Regions from separate parts of the Mus musculus genome. Here region 1 is linked to region 2. A link is a loop called in an ENCODE intact Hi-C map of the cell type or tissue named here. Cell type or tissue: left cerebral cortex. All regions are shown on one strand. Each heading gives the region's core, and the rest is flanking DNA. Links, peaks and the distances in the headings are about the cores only.

Evidence for each region. A loop is a pair of places that touch in the nucleus more often than their neighbours do. Peaks named below come from ENCODE experiments on the same cell type or tissue, not always from the same donor. Only the 100,000 strongest peaks of a DNase experiment are listed, where the experiment ranks them.
Region 1: a loop joins it to region 2, with 2.0 times the contacts of the local background. A loop is called at or near these places in 2 of 42 quality-filtered maps.

Annotation. Positions count from the first base shown.
Region 1 is chr3:95,964,414-95,967,320 of GRCm38, forward strand. No RefSeq gene overlaps it. Among named protein-coding and RNA genes, the nearest start is that of Gm9054, 20 kb to the right of the region's middle. In left cerebral cortex, for the core only: a CTCF peak has its summit at 1,622 (motif pointing right); a DNase peak (open chromatin) is centred at 1,877; H3K4me3 peaks cover 218 bases; H3K27ac peaks cover 228 bases.
Region 2 is chr3:96,218,192-96,221,098 of GRCm38, forward strand. H2ac21 (H2A clustered histone 21) reads left to right here and starts at 1,694. Exons shown (of 1, transcript NM_178213.5): 1 at 1,694-2,163. The coding sequence starts at 1,725. The coding sequence ends at 2,117. H2ac20 (H2A clustered histone 20) reads right to left here and starts at 2,689. Exons shown (of 1, transcript NM_175662.2): 1 at 2,222-2,689. The coding sequence starts at 2,653. The coding sequence ends at 2,264. H2bc21 (H2B clustered histone 21) reads left to right here and starts at 2,881. Exons shown (of 1, transcript NM_178214.4): 1 at 2,881-2,907. In left cerebral cortex, for the core only: a CTCF peak has its summit at 1,151; DNase peaks (open chromatin) are centred at 1,148 and 1,615; H3K4me3 peaks cover 2,060 bases; H3K27ac peaks cover 1,994 bases.

The DNA of each region.
Region 1 (2,907 bases), core at 135-2,634, 250 kb before region 2:
CATTGAAGACAGAGAAGACAGCCCAGCTTGGACTTTAACATAGCTGGGAAAAGGTCCCGATGTCTCCAGTCAGAGCATGGCCTTCCACATTTCATTTTTGTTTATTTTTTTTATTTTTCCTTTTTAATGTGTTTGGGTGTTTTGCCTACGTGTTTGTCTGGAGAGGGCATTGGATCCCCAGGGACTGGAGTTACAAATGGTTGTAAGCCACTATGTGGCTACTGGCAGTCAAACCCAGGTCCTCGGTAAGAGCAGCCGCAGTGTTCTTAATAGCCTAGCCACAGTGGGGTGGTGGTGGCGCATGCCTTTAATCCTAGTAGCACTTGGGAGGCAAAGGCAGGGAGATCTCCGAGTTCAAGGCCAGCCTGGTCTACAGAGTGAGTTCCAGGACAGCCAGAGCTACACAAGAAACCTTGTCTCAGATGCCCCCCGCCAAAACAAAAACAAACAAACAAACAAACAAACACCCCCAAAAAACCAAAAAAACAGTCATCTTTCCAGTCCCCTTCTTCTTTTTTTTTTTACTCTAGCCAAGCCACGCACATTTCTAAGTTTGAGTTTTAAATGTATGTCCTAAACCAGCCCTTTAAAAGATAAAAGTCTAAAGACTGTGATTTGCTCTATAGTGTGTTCAGAAGATTGTCTAGTTGCATTTAATTAGAGAGAGAGAGAGAGGTAAGGCCAATAGAGACAGCCAGTAAAGCAACAGCTTCCGAAGTGGAGGCAGGGGGTGATCACAGCTGCTGGCCTGGCTAACTGACTCCATTTCAAGGTCCTGTGAACAGGAGCTTGCACCTGTACAACCACACCACTGAGTGACAGAGCACAAAATAGCGTTACATATGTGCACAGGGCACATAGCCTGTAATCCCAGCAAAGGAAGGCAGACAGGGAGATGAAGAATTTAAGGGTAGCCTTGGCTACATAGTGAGTCTGAGGCCAGCCTGAGCTACACGGGACCCTGCTTTAAAAAAAAAGAAGAGGTGGACGGTGCTGGAGAGATGTTCCTCCCAAAGGTTAAGAGCTTTGATGGCTCTTGCAGAGGATCCATGGTCAGTTTCTAGGACCTGTGCTAGAGCTCACAGCCGGCTGTAATTCCATTTTCAGAAGATTCAGCACTCCCTTCTTGTACACAGACACACATGCAGGCCATACACCTATATACATAAAAAAATTTAAAAACAAAAGAAGCCATGTATCTGCATAACATACATGAGTCACCCCTTCCCCATCTCTGCTACTCATATTTGGCCAGAAGAGCAAGCCACTTCCTAACCAGTGGTTTCCCAGGGTGACTTACTCCCTGGGGACCGTTAGTGATATGTCTCTTGATATTTTGGTTGTCACACCTGGCCTCAGTGGCACTGCACCTGGGAGGTAGATACCAGAGTTGCTGCTAAACATCCCACAACGGACAAGACTGCCTGTGGCATCATCAAGTCCTAAATGTCAGCTCTGTGAAGCTGGGGTGGGGGTGGGGGATGGGTTAGGAAGATGTGATTTGATTTTGGCAGACTTTCTCTTTGCTTTGATATTAGATAAAGGCGGGGGGGGGGGTAGCATTTAAGTTTTTATTATTAAAGTACAACACTAGAGGGCACTGCCTGCTCAAAAGTTGCAATTTTCTGTGCTGGTGGTGGGGTCTTAGCAGAAAACATGACTGACCCACCGGGAAATGGTTAAAGAGCTATGAAAAAGATGTAACTCCACAACAGTCTTAACAGGTACTGCATCTGAAGCCAGGAGGGGCAGAGCACCTTGTTTTTTGTTTTTGTTTTTTCTTTTTCCCTTTCTTCCTCTAATGATATCTTGGGAGCTTTTGCCAAAGGAAGGGGGAGGATCTCGCTGGATTTCACACACAGGAACACCCACGTCATTGGCACCTCCTCTGAGCAGGTGGTGGGAGGCACTGTTCCTGGGCTATCTGCATCCCTGGCAAAACTGCGAAGTCACATCTGGAGCAGGAGCCAGTTGGGCAGGCAGAGCTCAAGGCTGGTGAATAAAAACCTTTTTCAGAGGATCCAAGTTTGGTTTCCAGCAAGCAGACTGTCTCACAATTATCTGTTAACTCCAGCTCCAGGGCATCCCATGCAGTCTTCTGACCTCTGTGGTTTCTTCTAAGCACACATGCAGTGCACACAGACATACAGGCAGGCAAAACACTCATACACATAAAAAGTTAAAATCAATCTAAACCAGTTTGTCGCTTGAAGCCCTTCACTGTAAGAGGGTGCCCAGCAGGTCCTCTTGAGGTTCCGTCCAACTTTAAAAAATAAAACAATTGCTTTTTCTTTTCTTTCTTTCTTTTTTTTTTTTTGGTTTTTCGAGACAGGGTTTCTCTGTGTAGCCCTGGCTGTCCTGGAACTCCCTTTGTAGACCAGGCTGGCCTCGAACTCAGAAATCCGCCTGCCTCTGCCTCCCAAGTGCTAGGATTAAAGGCGTGCGCCACCACCGCCCGGCACACAGCTTTTTCTTTTAGTATCAGGTCCATAACTGAACAGGAAAGATTTTTCTTTTTCTCTTTTGAGACAGGATAGGCTTGGATTTATAAATTACAAATCAGTCTCTCGGGTTGACAAGATAGCTCAGCAGGTAAAGATGCTGGCTGATGAGCCTGACCACCTGAGCTCAATCCTAGGACCACAATGGAAGGAGAGATGGAGGGTCCCCCTGCAGGTTGTCCTCTGACCTTCTCAAGGGCACTGAAGCACAAGGCATCCATCCCAAATTAATAAACACAAAAACCCGTTCTTCCTCACATTAACTATATATTTCCTTTTATTTATTATTAAATACTTAAGACGTGGTACCAGATTCTGAGGATGGATTCCCATAAGTTGACATTCAACTTAACCTCTCAGCAACCCGATGGAAGCCCCTTATCTCCTAACCTCTGTGCCTCAGTTT
Region 2 (2,907 bases), core at 169-2,668:
ATTAAATGTTTGGGCAGGACCTCTGCTGCCTTAGGGAAACAATCCCAGAGGTCTCAGAGGAAATACCAGCCAGCTGGTGAGTGATGTGTGCACTCTACAAATGGCCTGTTTGTCTCTTCTAGGAAGTCTCTGGCTAAAATTCAAGCAAGGGAGCTCTAGGGAGCAATAGACAATTACATACTGGCCTATGTAGACTTACCTAATAAGATTTTGTATGGAATTTAAAATCTCAAAATAATTTTCCCTTATAGAGGAAAGTAATGGTGGACAAGTTACTTCATTATGCCCAATATCTGGTTAGTGAAATATTATGAATAAAGTCATAAAGAGTATATTCTGAGTCTGAAACACTTGGGTTAGCGAGGGACTACAATGCCCTTTAACAAGGGTCTAAATCCCCTTGAGCCCTTTTTTCTTTACCCACAAAACAGAAAATTACATCCACTTTGTAGATGGCCTATAGCACAGGGTGAATCACACTTGGGTTGAGCGATCTCTGTCCCGTTAGCCTTCTTCACAACTCAGATCACTGAGAAGAAAACCAGAGGTCAAGGCGAGGGGGTTCACTGACTCTTTAAGCAGAACCTCACAAGGTGCCAGGGATATGTGTACGAGATTTTCCTGTTATCTGGGTTTTGTTCTCAGCCCCAAATGCCTCAAAAGTTAATGTTGTTAGAACTTGCATAGCAGAATGGCTGTCTAATGCTAACAAAATACCCTGCAAACTTAAGAATAGTTTAGAATGTAACTGTAACTTCTAGAATTAGATACAGTTCCCTTAACAGGCTCCCTCACCGTTCACCCCCCACCGTCTTATCTTGGTACCTGAAAGTTTTTGGGTGCAATTCTTGGGATAGGGCAAAGGAATGCAGAGCTCATGTTTCAGATGCTAATATGATGCTTGTTGAGACAAACGAGTTAAACATTTAGTAAACGCCTGATACCGGAGTCTGAGCTTGTGAAGCGAATCTGAATTAGCTGGAAGCTTGTAAGCCTCGCCAGAGGGAAGAGCTGGGGATAGGACAGTTCAGCTGAACTCGCGGATTTTTTAGTGGGGAGAGAACCGGAGCAGGGTAAAGAAAACCCCAGATCAAACGAGGACATCTTAAAAGCTAGAGGGAAAAGGTGGTGGCAGACACCTCCTAGAGGTCAAAGACGATGGATACAATGTCATCTAGCCCTTGGTCAAACGACCCAGGGGCAAAGATGGGGAGCCACTGTCAAGGGTAAGGAAGCGAAGCAACTTTCCTAATTCCTTTACGGAGCCTGCTTGTGTGAGACATGGAGAGTAATTTAAAGCTCCGGGGTGGGGGTGGGGACAGAGCAAAATCCCATACTTCAAGGGGAGTGTTTCGAGTTTTGTGCTCTTGGTTGTTTGTTTAGATTTTTCAGCTCTAAACTGGGCAAACAAAACAAACCTCTATAAATTACCACAATAAACAGCTCCGCGAAATTCTTCTGCCCTTAAAATCCTACGATGTAAGTGAGGGCCTTTAAATGTGGCTCTCATCGATTGGTAAATTCCTTTTTCAAAAAATTCGTCATTTCCTGTACTGCAGGATGTAAACCACCGAGTCTAGCTTCTGCTTTCCCATTGGCTGTTGGAGACAGCTCCATTTTAAGCCAATCAAGCTACTTTTCCTTCACCCCTCCCGATAGATCTTATAAATTCACCTTTCCATATCCTTCCCTTGGAAAAAGCAGCAGAAATTGCTTATTCCGCCATGTCTGGCCGTGGCAAACAAGGAGGCAAGGCCCGCGCCAAGGCGAAGTCGCGGTCGTCCCGCGCCGGGCTGCAGTTCCCGGTGGGGCGTGTGCACCGGCTGCTGCGCAAGGGCAACTACGCGGAGCGCGTGGGCGCCGGCGCGCCGGTGTACATGGCGGCGGTGCTGGAGTACCTAACGGCCGAGATCCTGGAGCTGGCGGGCAACGCGGCCCGCGACAACAAGAAGACGCGCATCATCCCGCGCCATCTGCAACTAGCTGTGAGGAACGATGAGGAGCTCAACAAGTTACTAGGGGGAGTCACCATCGCCCAGGGCGGGGTCCTCCCCAATATTCAGGCTGTCTTACTTCCGAAGAAAACGGAAAGTCATAAGCCTGGAAAGAACAAATAACTATTATCCCTTTCCACACAAAAAGGCTCTTTTAAGAGCCACCAAAGTGTCATCCAAAGGGCTGGTCACAAACTGGCGCGTTAGCTAGCTCCTTTGTAAAAGATTTGGTGGCTCTAAAAAGAGCCTTTTTGGATTCGTGTTGAGTTTCACTTGCTCTTAGCCTTGTGGCTCTCGGTCTTCTTGGGCAGCAGCACGGCCTGGATGTTGGGCAGGACGCCGCCCTGTGCGATCGTCACTTTGCCCAGCAGCTTGTTGAGCTCCTCGTCGTTGCGGATGGCCAGCTGCAGATGGCGCGGGATGATGCGCGTCTTCTTGTTGTCGCGGGCCGCGTTGCCCGCCAGCTCCAGGATCTCGGCCGTTAGGTACTCCAGCACCGCCGCCATGTATACCGGCGCGCCGGCGCCCACGCGCTCCGCGTAGTTGCCCTTGCGCAGCAGCCGGTGCACACGCCCCACCGGGAACTGTAGCCCGGCCCGGGAAGACCGCGACTTGGCCTTGGCGCGGGCCTTGCCTCCCTGTTTGCCACGGCCAGACATAACTTAGAGTATAATGTAGGACACACCGAGGTGACAACTTCTGTAAAGCTAGGTTGATTCGTCTCTAAGGCCTTTATAGGCGCTCCTAGGGGTGGGGTGAGGAGGGAGCTTTTCATTGGTGGTTATTTGGCCCCTGAGAAGTCCAATGAAATCTGAAATTTTAGGCTTGTACTGAAAACGCAAGTTTCGCGTATGGGCCAATGGAAATTAAAAGTACTTTGAGACCTAATTTGCATAAGGCGTTCATAAAGGGC